Linked DNA regions of Mus musculus: region 2 is linked to region 1. A link is a loop called in an ENCODE intact Hi-C map of the cell type or tissue named here. Cell type or tissue: left cerebral cortex. All regions are shown on one strand. Links, peaks and the distances in the headings refer to the core of each region. The heading gives the core; the rest is flanking DNA.

The links. Peaks named below come from ENCODE experiments on the same cell type or tissue, not always from the same donor. Only the 100,000 strongest peaks of a DNase experiment are listed, where the experiment ranks them.
Region 2: it touches region 1 in a loop (2.7-fold over the local background); 2 of 42 quality-filtered maps call a loop at or near these places.

The regions. Positions count from the first base shown.
Region 1 is chr15:39,810,938-39,818,584 of GRCm38, reverse strand. The region is part of intron 7 of Dpys (dihydropyrimidinase); the gene reads left to right. It overlaps Gm16291 (predicted gene 16291), which reads right to left. Exons shown (of 3, transcript NR_045788.1): 3 at 6,208-7,647. Among named protein-coding and RNA genes, the nearest start is that of Gm16291, 18 kb to the right of the region's middle. In left cerebral cortex, for the core only: no CTCF peak of the experiment used is centred there; DNase peaks (open chromatin) are centred at 2,221, 4,145 and 4,646; H3K4me3 peaks cover 118 bases; H3K27ac peaks cover 1,998 bases.
Region 2 is chr15:39,748,521-39,756,167 of GRCm38, reverse strand. It overlaps Dcstamp (dendrocyte expressed seven transmembrane protein), which reads right to left. Exons shown (of 4, transcript NM_029422.4): 2 at 943-1,984. The coding sequence starts at 1,971. Among named protein-coding and RNA genes, the nearest start is that of Dcstamp, 6.4 kb to the right of the region's middle. In left cerebral cortex, for the core only: no CTCF peak of the experiment used is centred there; a DNase peak (open chromatin) is centred at 2,977.

The DNA of each region.
Region 1 (7,647 bases), core at 1,648-6,647:
GACTTCTGAGGCTGAGAGCTGTTTCTCAAGCAGAAGTAGCTGGAGCGTGAAGAGAACTGCTCTCCTGTTGTGCTCTCAAACGCACTCTGGGCTGTTTCGCCTTGGAGACAGGTTCTGAGAGTCCAGGCTATACTGGTCCTTCCTTTGGTCCAGGAAGAGGAGAGGGAATATAAGATGAGATAGTTTACTCTCAGAAGGGATGTGTTAAAAATACCGTTTGACAGCCACCAAACCCAGACACTATTGCATATGCCAGCAAGATTTTGCTGACAGGACCCTGATATAGCTGTCTCCTGTGAGGCTATGCCAGTGCCTGGCAAATACAGAAGTGGATGCTCACAGTCATCTATTGGATGGAACACAGGACCCCCAATGGAGGAGCTAGAGAAAGTACCCAAGGAGCTGAAGGGGTCTGCAACCCTATAGGAGGAACAACAATGTGAACTAACCAGTACCTCTCATTGTTGTGTCTCTAGTTGCATATGTAGAAGAAGATGGCCTAGTTGGCCATCATTGGGAGGAGAGGCCCCTTGGTCTTGCAAACTTTATATGCCCCAGCACAGGGGAACGCCAGGGCCAAGAAGTGGAAGTGAGTGGGTAGGGGAGCAGGGTGGGGGGGGGAGGGGTATAGGGGACTTTTGGGATAGCATTTGAAATGTAAATGAAGAAAATACCTAATAAAAAATTTTAAAAAAATGAAGCCGGGCGTGGTGGCACACGACTTTAATCCCAGCACTCGGAAGACAGAGGCAGGAGGATTTCTGAGTTCGAGGACAGCCTGGTCTACAAAGTGAGTTCCAGGACAGCCAGGGCTATACAGAGAAACCCTGGCTCGAAAAACAAAAAACAAACAAACAAAAATACTGTTTGAGAGGTTCAGAGCAGAGCGGTCCTGCATGAGGCCAGAGGGAGGTGTACTGTCACGTCACGTGGGATGAGAGTGGGCAGAGGATCCGTACCCGAGAGTCGAACTGAAGCTGAGGCAGAGTAAACTCAAGCACGGGGGAGGAGCAGGCGTCCAGGCTGCCTGAAGAAAGAAGAGAAGGCAGCCAGATGGCCTCCAATGTGAATTGTGTCTGTCATAGACTGAGCTGAATGTTCACAAAGTTAGCCTTGTGGAAAAGAATTATTTAATCAAGGGAAGAAATGGATTTATCCTACGATGGTGATTTTAACATTAGTTACAGTCCAGTGTTATATATGATTTCTGTTTTAACATATAATTAGACACTAGATGTTTTACTGCAAAATTCCTCAAATGCTTTTAGCATAAATGACAGAAGACGGCAATGTGCATTGAATCCCATATCCTGAAGGGGGCGCCCACAACCCGCACTGGGCTGCCCGATCTGCTGGTTATGTAAGGAGGCAGCCTCCTGAGAGAGGAAGCGATTGCTAACGCTCTGGGGGCTACATGGTACCTAGATGTTTCTGTGTGTTTGTTATTCCTGTTGGTTATTAACGGCACGTAGAAAACAGTGTGCTTGCCACATAGCCTGCTGCCCTAAAACCGGGTTTCATTAATGTCACCAAAGGAGGTCAGGAGAAAGAAAAGCCGGGCATCCACACTTTTCTCCTTCTGCTGCTTGTTTTGTAAATCTATAGAAGCTGCATGGTTCCAAGAGTGAGGCACTGACATCAGTGTGCTGATGGATCTCGAGAGAGGACTGGGAGTGGGCGTATGAGGGGAAAGGTAGGAAATCCTGATGAAAGATGACCTTAGACATAACAAGCCTGTAAAGAAAAAGTCCCTGCAAAACCAACTGCAATACCTCCTCTGTGTCATTGCACATTTAAAAAAAAAAAAAGGCTGCATTTAGTGCAAAGAGAACATTATCAACTTTTTTTTTTCTGCTTTGGAAATGAAGAGTCCCCTGTATTCAGTTTGACAGCTCATTGAGCCTGTGTCTATCTCTTGTGACAGAAGTGTGTGCCCTGTGCTTCACTGCTCCGGTCAAAGCTTTAGAGTTAAGGACATAGCCCTTTATCTAGTTGTTTGGCCTTTTTTGGGGTAGAATATTCTGGTACTTAGCTTATAGAGAAGAAATCAAGAGTGTGGGTTTCATGTGATATTGAAACAGAATTTTAAGGTGTCATATGGTTGAAACAGAGATCAGTCAAAATGGCCAACCTGTTAAAACTCTGATCAGAGAAAGGGGAATGTGAGCTGCCTGCAGGTCTGCAGGAGCAGCAGCAACTCGTGGTCTGGCAATTTAAGGCTCTCCTTTGAGCTCTGGTTCTTTGGTATTCATTAAAGAGCACTTAGTTACTATGGAAACTGTCCCTTTTCTGTATTTATGAGCTACAGGGCATCTCACAGCATCTCAAGCATACCAGCACAGCTGACTACTGTGTGCATTGAAACATTTGATGAAGACTTCTAGCCGCTCTGTATTCTGCAGAGGAGGCATATTTTTGTTTCCAGTTATTTGGGGTTTATTATTTTTTTTAAACTCAATTACAGCAAGCTTTGACCTTGCATTCACCATTCTGGAAGGCATTGTGCTGCCTCTCCTGCTTAATTTCCGTCCTTTTCTCAGTGTAGATAGAGATAAACGAATTTAACTTTGTATTCAGTGAAGAGTAATGACTTGAAGATTATGAATGTGCCCCTGGGTTCTGCCTAGGAACCTTTGTATGAAATTGAGCAGGAGAGGGATGGTTCTCTAAGGGACATGGAGCAATAGGGAGTAAAAAGCATCATGAACCAAACAGTGAAGCTTAGGGTGTGTACATAGGGTCATATCATCAGGGAGAGCTTCAAAGAGACCGCTTGGCATTTTCCTTGGAGAAAACTAGATAACTCATTGTGTGCTATCTAATTTCTGAACTGTAATTCTTGTCTTCTTCCTCCAAAGAAGTATATGCATACACATGAGAGTGCACACACACCACACACACATGCACAAGCACATACATAAGCACACCTAAGTACACACACAAGCACACACACAAGCATACACACACCACACACACAAGCATACACACACCACACACACAAGCACACACACACCAAACACAGACAAGCACACACACAAGCACACACACAAGCATACACACACCACACACACACACACACACCACACATATACCACACACATAAGCGTACACACACAGAGAGAAGCACACACACACACCACACACAAGCACACACATAAGCATACACACACCACAACACACCACACACACAAGCACACATACCACACACACACACCACATACACACCACGCACACAGCACACACACAAGCATACACACTCCACACACTCAAGCACACACACAAGCATACACACAAGCATTTACACACCACACACACACCACACACACAAGCACACACACACACACACACCATACACATAAGCACACACACACACACACACACAAGTACTCACACAAGCATACACACTACACACACACACACACACACACACACACACACACACACACACAGTCTGTGATTGTTTTGAAAAGCTGGTCAGCATAAAGATTAGCTTTTCACACCAGTGCTGACAGACTCTGTAAAGAACTGTTCTCCCAGGCCCCAAAGCTCAGTTGTCCCAGTTCATGTGGTAGAGAAGAGCAATGTGCACTCAGGGCTTGTGCAGGTGCCTACGTAGAAACGATGGTTACACCATGATGTCCTTGCTGCGTTGTCATGATGCAGCATGGTGTTGGGACCCACAGGTGGGTCTGCACAGTTGGAGGAGCATCCTCCACACAGTTCTTACTACAGATGTGTATGCTCCCAGGACAATTTCTTGGTGGATGATAATTATAGAGATGTTGAGGTATGAGCGTTATTTTTTTATTGTTATTAATCCACACGAAATCCAGCCTGTTATTCAGGCATTGGGGTAGTAATACCCTGGTGGGAGAAGAAACCTTTTTATTAAAACTTTTCTTTGAAAAGGTTTGAAGCTAACAACTTTGTCTTTTCTGAGCTGGTTGTGGCTTTGAGAGTGCTACTTGGTTAAAAGGAACAGCATTATTTTTTTGTTTTGCAACATTGCTGTCATAAGGACGCTGTACACAAATCCTCAGCGTATACGTAATGCTCACAGTACTTGGTACACAGCAGTGCCCACGCACCAGCAGGGGCCAGTGTGTGGAATGGGTGGGAGCCGTGGCTAGCCATAGCTGTCAATCAGAGCTCATTGCATAATGGCTTCATTCAGGCAAGAACTGGATGAGTGTAAGAAAGTGATACTTCACTTAAGGCATCTCCTGTCTCATAGACACGCCCAGTTTTTACCAAGAAAGACGGAAACTGAGACACTCTCAGGCTTCTTTCTGGCTACGACAGCCTGGTGGAATCGGGTGCTCCCAAGAGTTGATATCCCTTAAAAATGATTTGGAGAGAAACTACTCAAACAAACCACCTAAGATTATTTTATGGCCTTTGTCAGACAGTTGCTTATTAAGTTTGGACGGTTCATGAAGAGAAAGTCTAGCTCTTTGATAACACACAGGGGTAAAATATTAACCACCATGTAGTGCATGTTATTTATTTAAACATGTTCTTATGCAACTGAACCTTTCAAGGGAACTAGAAATGATTTCTGAGGACCTCCTTAGCAACGGCTGAACTGTTCTGAGGACCTCCTTAGCAACGGCTGAACTGTTCTCCACGAGATGAAAGCGAAGCAGGTCAGAGGTGACTTTCAGGGACCAGCCAATCCTGAGAGGTTCTCTTTGCCAGAGCAAGCAGGGTTTGTGTTCAGCATTAAAACCAGGCCAAAGCATAAGGTCCAAGAGAGGCTGTGTAAGAGGCACAAGCTCAGCTAAGCTACTGTCTCGTTTCCTTCCCACCCAGTGCACACTGGTGTTTTCAGGGCTTCCTTTTGGCCTCGTCGCCAGGACAGTTCCAGGAAAATAATCAATAATTATTTGCTGAGTGAATGAACCAGGTTTTAGTAGCCTTGGACTACTAAAAGTAAATATGTGCTTTTAGGAGTGTGTGTGTGTGTGTGTGTGTGTGTGTGTGTATGTTCTCCCCTCTGAACATTGTTTACCAGCTCTTGGACCCATCTCAAGGTCTACATTTTATAGTTTTTCCCTTTCAGTTAAAAAAAAAGAAGAAGAAATGAATACCAGGCGTTTCTGTTGTCATCTCTAAGGCTGCCCTGATAAAAGCCACGTTCTACAGTCAATGGCTAGAGAGTCATCACCGGCCTGTGCATTATGGTGGCTTATTCCACTCTTAGTTCTAGCTAGTCACCCTGACAACACAGGTTCTAGGTTACAGAGGAAACAAAAAGGAGTTCAACGGGACTGAGGGAAATTTGATGGCAGTACTTAATGGGAATCCTAGGGACCTTATACTTGCAGTGTGCAGGATGAGTCATGGCTGCCTACAAGAGGCTTTGGAGAAAGCCCAGCAAACACAGACCACTCCCTCTAAGAAATGGTCACATGGCAGTGAGAGTTGGAGATTAAGTATTTTAGGGAAAGGCCTTTTGTTTGTTTGCTTGCTTGTTTTCCCAATGGCTTGAACGAGACACCAAAATTTACAATTTAAGATTTTTGTTTGCTATGTTCATTTTTTCCTGTTTGTTTGTTTGTTTGTTTATTTATTTATTTATTTTACAGAGGAGAGGTCCCTTGACTAACCATGCCATCACTGGGGATTTATTCCAAGTGTGAATTCTCAAGCCCTATCCCACACCAGCTTCTTCGTGAAACAGTCATATTTTAACATGACCTACAGGGGTTCAGAGACACACTGAGGTTTGAGAAATTCTGGTTTAGACTCAAAGAACTAAATAAACTTTACAGACTGTAGCACAGTTGGCCCTAGAGGCAGAAGGCCTCACCCATCTTTGCTTATTTAGTCCTTGAAAGCCCAGTGCTGTCTGAACACAGACATTTCCTTCTCCTCTATTGTCATGTGTCCTTTGCTCACTCATTCCATCATGTAGGCCAATAGACTGGCCCTTCCAATGGTCGACACACTAAGCAGAAGGGCAAAGTCATGAGGCCTAACCCCAATTTTTCTACCCAATTGTAAAAGCAGGATCGGCAAAGAGGTTGAACCTTCTGGTTTTTGCCTCAAACCCTGTTTTGTTTCTTTTTAAAGTTTTCTAAATTTCTCTTCATTCAAAACTGGAACAATGAGGTTAAGAGTAACTGTGATGGTTCAATAAGAAACACCAAGGCATAGCATATTAGTTAGCTTTTTAAATCTCCGTGACCAGAATGCAAGATGGAAACAGGGGTGAGAGAATTTATTTTGGCTCACAGTTTTAGGGAGTCCTTGTCATGGAGAGGAAGACATGGCCAAGCAGCCCAGCTCCCAGAAGCAGCAATGTCTGCCATAGACTGTCTACATCACTGTGGAACAGAGAGCAGAGAGGAAAGAACCAGCAGCCAGGCTGTAACACTTAAGGGCTGGGCCCCTACTGGCCTACTGCTGTGAGCCAGGTCCTGCCACCAAAAGGTTCCCCCATCTCCCCCAAACAGTGCCACTATTCAAACATTGGAAAAAAATATTCAAGACATGAGCTTGTAGAGGAAATTTCAGATTCAAACCATGATCCATGGCTTCTAAACCCATGTGAATGTCTGGCGCCTATCTGTGCTGAATTGAAATGAGAAAATATACCAAAAGCTCACATCTCACAGTTAATATAGAGCAAGATAAAGAGTCTCTATAGCTAAAGGAGAAAAGGCAATGCTTAATGGTGGAGGGAAGACAGAGACAGACAAAAAGACACCCATTAACTCAAGACACCATCCTTGTCGTCATTGTGTCTAGCCTTTGCACAGCACATGGCCAGGAGCTGTGCTTCATGGTCTCTGAGAACATCTAGGCAGCCAACTGTGTTGAACAGCCATGGTCCAGGCTACTTGGGAGGCAGAGTATAAAAGGAGTTTGAGATTACCTGGACAACAGGGCCCAACCCATTTCAAAGAAACCAAAAACAAGGGCAGAGGCTGTGGCATCCTGGTAGAGCATTTGCCTCGGATACATGATGTCCCAGGCTCAATGCCAAGCAATAGCAAGAAAATAAAATAGCCCCAAACAAGCACACTGAGTACAGATAAAATTATAAATAAATAAAACACAGACACCAGGGGCTTGGAAACTAGGGGACAAATAAAGATACAGAAACTTCATACACAGAGTAGGCATGTATAGCACACAGTGGGGACATATGCCAATCTTTGCCTTTTGAATTGTAGTTCCTACCTGCCCTTATCAATCAGGCCAGAAGCTGAACCTGGAGACCTGGAGAGTTCAAACCCTTCTCCTGACCCTGGTGATGCAAACATTCACCTTTAGACTGGACTCTGTATCTATTTTGTTGTTCTAATTACACAGTGAATCCTCAAAATATTGTCTCACACCCAAGACATGTAAAACTGCTTTCTGTAAATCTAAGTTCTTTGATTATAGACATTTATATCCTGGGCCAACACCCACACTGACCCTTTAGCTCCTCACTCTTGGTACATATAAACTGAGACTCTTGATTCAAGCAAGACCAAGGTTTCTTCCCTATGCTCCTGGGCACCAGATTGCATGTCTGTCCTTGGCTGTAAGAGTTCACTTGGCTGAGACAAGGCAGAGATCCCTGAAAACCTGCCAGGGTGCCTGGACCCCAGCCATGCACATCCTGCGGCCAGCATGGCTTCTCTGGACACCAGA
Region 2 (7,647 bases), core at 849-5,848, 62 kb after region 1:
CCTGTAGGGTACTTAACCCCAGCAAGTACCCCTCCCCCTCCTTCCACCTGGATCAGCTCTATAATTATCAATGTTATAAAAACAGGCAAGTGTCTGATATTTTCCAGATCCTGTGAAATGTTACAGGCAAAATGGGACAAAGAAAAAAAAGATATGATGTAACCCCAGCATTCTCTGCTGGCTTATGGCCGCCAAGGGGAGAGAGAAGCTAAAGGGAAGACAGAGTTCCCACACACGAATCAGGAGCGCTGGGTCCGAGGAAGACAAAGTCTTGGGGTGATTAGGGTTCTCACAGAATCTTCTGGAGGATACTGAGGTTGGAGTTCCGGATGTTCTCTGGGTGGTAGGATTAGGAAAGGGTTCTCAGCCTGGCTGCACAGCGGCGTTGCAGTGGGACGGGAGCTGAAAAATTCACTCTAATCCAAGCAAAGTGGATAACTTTACACCAGACGCTTCGAGATGGAGAAGTTGTCTTGGTGCACCCTAATGTGACCATGAGCCTGTTTTGAGAGGGACATAGCTATTTTTTCCACGCACAGAGAGATACATGTGATGCCGCCACAAGCCAAGTAACACTGCTGGCCAAATAAAACCAGATGACGCAGCAGCGTGAACGGCTTTCTGGAAGGAGATGCCCATGCCAAAGGGTTTGGATTTCAGCCCAACGATACTGATCTAGGCTTCTTGCTTTTGAACTAAAAGAGAATAAATGTATGCTGTTTTAAGACACCCACCCTATGACCATTAGTTATAATAGCCAGAGAAAAATAATATAGCATTATATTTTAACTCTGGGACCTAATTTAGCCCATAATATTGGAATCCTTCTGGGTGCCAGGCACCACCAATCTGAAGACACTGACTGGCTTAGTCCCAGCATTTTTGCAAGGCACACCAATAAAAAGCCCCATTACCCTATGGGAAGTGCTTGTGAGCCCCTACCTCTCCACGTAGTTTCAAGTGAACTTCCAGCCCTGGCAAGCTTTGGAACTGTTTGTTCATGGAGGAGATGAGCCGATACAGCAGATAGTCCACAGCGGCAAACAGCACCCACATGTAGAGATAGGTCAGGACAGGAAGGAAGAACAGCCCAAGGGTTTTCTTCTCCTTAGGAGTCAGCTGCAAAGATGGGACGATGACATATTTCTTCCTTTCCTTCTTATTCAGCGGGAGGACACAGGGCCGCTGTTGGTGCCTCTCCTTTTCATCAAACCGAACAAATTGTTTGGTGATGTAGACATTCTCATACTTCCAGCCACAAGGGCCCAGGAATCGCTTCAGGAAGAGGCCAGTGCTGACTAGGATGAGCAGAAGCCCGGCAAGGGCAAGCAACTTCTGGCCCACGGAAGTCAACAGCTCTGTCGTGACCACCATATGGTGCAGGACTCCCAGGACTTCTCCTCTAGTGTCATTCATATGAGCCTCCAGGGCATGGCTGGGACTAAAAAGAGAGACCACCAGAGTCTGGTTCCAAGAAACAAGGTCATCAAATAGATTCAGCGGAGTGGCAAGGCCGTAAATCCACTGGATGGCTTCAGTATACCGTTTTAAAAGTGGGAAATGTACTGAAAAGCTCTTTGCCCTTAGGTTGCAAGTCATGCTGTCTAGGAGACCTCTGAAGTTATAAAAAATATTTTCCACATGTCCAAAGATCACTACCCCAGTGCCAGCCGCAATCAAAGCGTTCCTACCTTCACGGAGGCCACACGACAGAACGGCCAGAAGAATGAAGCATCGTGCGCGCTTGGAACAGCATAGGAAAACACAGGTGATCATCCAGACAGAAGAGAGCAGGGCAACGGGTGGCAGGATCCAGTAAAAGGCTGCAGAGAAGAGGCTCACCGAAAGGAAGGCCACAAAGCAACAGACTCCCAAATGCTGGATGAAGTCCAGCCAGCTAGGGCTTCGTGGAAACACATAAGTCCCCCAAAGCCTCAGGAAAATACTGGTGCCCAAGGTCCAGAGCCTCATTCTCCCTGTGTCTCTAGAGATAAAAAAGAAACCGAGTTCAGAAGTTATTTAAAAATCAAGCGGTAGCAGGGCGATGGTGGCGTAAGCCCTTAATCCCAGCACTTGGGAGGCAAGAGGCAGACGGATTTCTGAGTTCGAGGCCAGCCTGGTCTACAAGGTGAGTTCCAGGACAGCCCCTGTCTCGGATAAAAAAAAATTAAAAAAAAAAATATATATAGCGGTAGACTAGCTGTAAATACACACACACACACACACACACACACACACACACACACACACACACACACACGCCTCCCTCTGTCCCTTCCCAGTGGGACTCCCACCAAGAAATGGGAGAAATAGATACATCAAGATGTGAGGTGATGCCAGAAGGTGATGCTGCACTGCACTTTCATCCCAACACTTGAGAGGCAGAGGCAGGCAAGTCTCTGAGTTTGAGGTCAGCCTGGCTTATAGAGTGAGTTCCAGAGCAGCCAGGGCTACACAGAGAAACCCTGCCTCAAAATAAAACCGATCAAACAAGCAAATGACAACAGTAACAACTGAAGGTAAGGTGTGTTTCTGCATCTTTGGGTCTAAGTTGGTCTCATGATTTAGCTAATTAAATGTGGCAGCAATGTGTTCATACCAGCCTTGGGACGATGGCTCAATTCTTCATGCTCTAGTGTAGCCTTACCATCTGCTGAACTGTGGTAATTAGTGTCCCTTTAACATGTTAACAAACTATCACAGACTCACTAGATCAAAGAAACACCCATTTATTCTTAGAGTCTAAAACGGGTCCCTAGAGCTATGATCCTTCTGGAGGACCAGGAGGAGAACTGGGTTACTTTCCTGTGCCAGCTCCTTGGGGGGTTGGGGATGAGAGCATGCATTCTCTGGATCATAGCTCCTCCTTCCATCTTAAAGCCAGCGAGATTGTATCTTGTAAGTGTAACTCCCAACTGACATAAAAATACCAACAAACACTGTACCATATGTATAAGATTGAATGGGAGACACTGCAGTCTTTAAACACCCTCAAATGTATTCATTTTCATGGAAGTATTATGGTATAGGATCTATGGCACAGCTTAACTCTGCGAGAACCAGTGTGTTACACTGGATGTGGTAGAGATGAATGTAGGTGGTGGCTACAGGGTATGAATTAGAAACCAGACGTCAAGATCTGATTCTGTGCTCAGGCTGAGTGGAGTTAGCAAAAGGCAGAATTAAGGCGGAGGAAGCAGGCACCTTAGGAGTAAACACCTGTAAATTTCCGGTTCAGGAATGGATCCTAGCAGAAAATAAATGTGGAGAAAACTCTTATGTTGAAGACAGGCATTATCCATTGCTTTAAAAAAAACAGACAACAAACAAACAAACAAAAACAAAACTGCTGCATCACAATTCCTGACAGAATCAACTTGGTAGGGGATTTTAGTGCAGGGCTGGGTGACTTCAGTCCAGGGTTGTTTGGGCCCAGGATTTTGAGCAGAACATCAGGGAACTAGGAAGGGGTTGCAGAGGAGAGCTGTTACACCAGGCAGACAGAAGTTAGAGAAAGAAGTGAGCAGGGCTAACGTGCCCCCAAGAACTCTTCCCCAGTCGTCTGCTTTCTCATGCACAGCTCCACCCACTGTCCATAGCCTCTCAAAATAGTGTGTCTATCTGGAGACTAAGGTTCAAATCATGAGCCTCTTCAGGCACTGCAAACTCACCCTACAAGGGTCATTGTCATGTACACTAGCTTCACAGAAATCAATATCCCAAACATGTGGAGCAGGCAAGATGGCTCATCAGGTAACAGACTTGGTCAGCCGGTGGTTTGCAATTGTTGTTGTTGTATTTTTATTTTTGTTTTTGTTTTGTTTTGTTTTTGTTTTTGTCAGCTTGACACGGGCCAGAGTCATTTGGGAAGAGGGACCTCAGTTGAGAAAACACCCCTATCAGATTGACCTGTGGGCAATCCTATAGGGCATTTTTATTAATTAATGATTGATACGAGTGCACCTAATTCCTGAAAGAGGCAGTGCCACTGTGGACAGTGATCCTGAGTGGTATAAGAAGAAAGCAGGCTGAGCAAACCACAGAAGAAAGCCAGGAAGCAGCACTCTTCCATGAACTCTGCTTCAGTTCCTGCCCTGCCCTACTTCAAGATGAACTGTCATTTGTGAGCTGCAATAAGCCATTTCCCCCCACCCCACCCCCGAGTTCCTTTTGAACATGGTGTTTTTCTCCACAATGGAAACCCTAAGACACCTGAATACCTGAATTTTGATAGCTGAAACCCACATAAATAAAAGTGGAAGGGCAGAATAAACTCCACAGACTTGCCCTATGACCTCTGCATAGCAATGTGTAGCATAGGTATCCAACTCCCATCTCTCTCTCTCTCTCTCTCTCTCTCTCTCTCTCTCTCTCTCTCTCTCTCACACACACACACACGCACACGCACACGTAAAATATTGTTTAATAAGGATGCTCCACAGGAGGCTCTTCTTGCATCAGAAGGAAGGGGAATTAGAGAGGAGATCAGGGTGGAGACCATAAAGGACCAGCTCTCTATTCCTGAGAGCTGTGTCATTTCTCAGTCCATGAGCAATGCTTGCACCTGGTACCCAGGGAAGAGAGAGCCAATATCACCAATGGGTCTGTGCTCCTGCAACTTTCCCGCTGCCCCTGCCCTGGAGGGCTTAGTGGATAGTGGGCTGTGGGTAGGTAGGAACTGTCTCTCCTTAGACAGACCTATGCACGTTCTTTGCCATCAATTTTAGAGCTTTAGGATTTGACCTCTTGCTGTTATCTGACTGACTGATATCTAAGTAAGTACTAATTATCTATTACATCAAGGGCACTTTGCAAGAAGCCTCCACATCCCCTGCTTCAAATGTGCTTTGCATCTTATGCAGGGGAAGCTGAAGCTATGAGCCTTTGCTGAAACTTGCCAGTCTTCACGCAGAGTGGGCCATACAGTGGAATTCACAGCAAGCTGTATCGAGCCTCCAGCGAGCCATCACCTCTTCGTCCTGCCTAGATTTCACAACTCTGGGTTAGGGAACAGGACACTGCTGTCTGAGCCTGTTCCTCCTGGAAACAAGCCACCTTTACTGCCAGCGACTGCTCAAGAGCTGATCCTAGTATTACAGGTCCATTTCCACTGTCTATTAGTTTAGGTTGTCTCTCCTTTATCTGAAAGGTCAACCCTCTGAAGTTAGGATGTCTCCAATCGGCAGATTCATCTTTATACAAATGAGAATACCCAGTTTCATTTTTTTTCTAATTTCCTCTATAAGGTCCCAATTTTTCTTGTCTGCTGAAGTATTAATAATGTATATTGTAGGCTCATTTCTTCCTTCTCTTGCCTTTTTCCTTGTACAGCATGTTCTTAATACAGATATTCCTCCACAAGTATGAAACAGATTTATAGCCACATTAAAGTTTGAGTATTCTACAATAAAATCTAATATCAATTAAATGAGATCTATGGCTGCAATTTCATTCTGTAAGAGGTACATGTTTACTCAACAAGCAACAGTTCCACCCTTGACTTTGAGAACAAGATGTCACCTAAAGACACCAAACCTTCAGGGAGAAAGACAGGAGGCATTCTCTCAGTGTGCAGCTCAAGGGACTTAGCTGAGCCCTGACCTTGAATCTGCCCCTCCCTTACTCCCAAGTGTGGCTTTGATTTCTTCCCACCCTCAGCTTATCATTTTCCCTAATGTAGATGATCTGCTTGATCCCTCTTATTGTAACTTAAGAAGAAAAACTTCTCTAGACACATTGCCGTTACCTAGAGATGATGTGTCCTGACAATGTAGCACACTTCCAGGACAGTGAGCATCACACTTCCAGAACATTGTGCATAGAACTTCCAGACCATCATGCATTGCACCTCCAGACCATCATGCTCCACACTTCCAGACCATCATGCATCACACTTCCAGACCATCATGCATCACACTTCCAGACCATCATGCATCGCACCTCCAGACCATCATGCACCACACTTCCAGACCATCATGCATCACACTTCCAGACCATCATGCACCACACTTCCAGACCATCATGCATCACACTTCCAGACCATCATGCATCACACTTCCAGATGAACATGCACCACACTTCCAGACCAGCATGCATCACACTTGCAGACCATCATGCATTGCACCTCCAGACCAGCATGCAACACACTTCCAGACTATCATGCACCACACTTCCAGACCATCATGCACCACACTTCCAGACCATCATGCATCACACTTCCAGACGAACATGCACCACACTTCCAGACCATCATGCATCGCACCTCCAGACCATCATGCACCACACTTCCAGACCATCATGCATCACACTTCCAGACCATCATGCATCACACTTCCAGACCATCATGCATCGCACCTCCAGACCATCATGCATCACACTTCCAGACGAACATGCACCACACTTCCAGACCAGCATGCATCACACTTCCAGACCATCATGCATTGCACCTCCAGACCAGCATGCAACACACTTCCAGACTATCATGCATTGCACCTCCAGACCAGCATGCATCACACTTCCAGACCATCATGCACCATACTTCCAGACTATCATGTGCTTCTATAGAAAATTAAGACTTTCTATTTTCTGGTCTTGTGCTTGGACACTCACATTCATGAAAGTCTGAGTGGAAAGCCAGTTGTTCCATTCTCCTGGTACAGTCAACTTCAGTGACCTCTTCTTGCTTCAGTGTGGGTCCCACCATTCTGCTAGATACCCTGATTCTCTCCTTTCCAAGTAGCAGAAAATCAAACAAAATGAGCTATTTCTTTCCCAGAGTAAAAATTCCTTGTGTGCATGCCATGGTCAGAATGAAAGATCCTGACAGGATGTAAAAGGTCACAGAAGCCCTGAAATTGGCAAAATAGATTTCATTGTTAGTAGAACTAGCTTCACTGATTTAGAAAAATAGAGGTGCACAATGTTCCTCAAACCTGTGTGTCTGCCAATGTTCTGACCAGGTGTGTGCCCATTGCTGCACCTCACTGCCAGGTGTTTGTGATATTGGTTGCTGGGAAAGAGTCAGGAAATCTCCCCAGCAACCATAGTAGGGGCCAATCCGGAGTGCTGCACCTTCATTAGACTCTTTCCTTGTTTCCCTCCCATACCCATTTCTTGAGGAATCAATCATTTTAGAATAGATATTGTTTAGATCTGGAAATCCCCTACTCCCCCCTTCTCCTTTCCCCCCTGAGGGCCTATAAAAACTGGGTCCTCTTTCCCCTCGAGGTCGACTCCTCTACCCCTGCGTGGGATATGAGTCATCCCCAGAGCTCTGGCTTTCCCCGAATAAAGCCTCATGTGGTTTGCAACAAGCTCAGTCTATCATGAGTTCTTGGGTGTCTGCTATTGTCCTGAGGCCTGAGCGAGGGGCTCCTTTTGGAGTCTTTCAAGGCCACCATAACAAAATGCCTTAGGGAGAAGCAGGGGATGTTATTTCTTAGAGTTTTGGAAACTGGAAGACCCTGTTCATGGTTTCACAGGAAGAGGCTCTGGTGAGGGCTTTCCTCCAGTGTACAGATAGTTGCTTCCTCTCTGTGTGTTCTCAGGTAGCAGAGCGGGGAGAGGGGAATCAGGGTTTCTCCTCCTTTTTGTCTCTCCTCTCCTTCTTTTTATTTTTCCAGTATGTTATCGTTAATCAAGTATGAA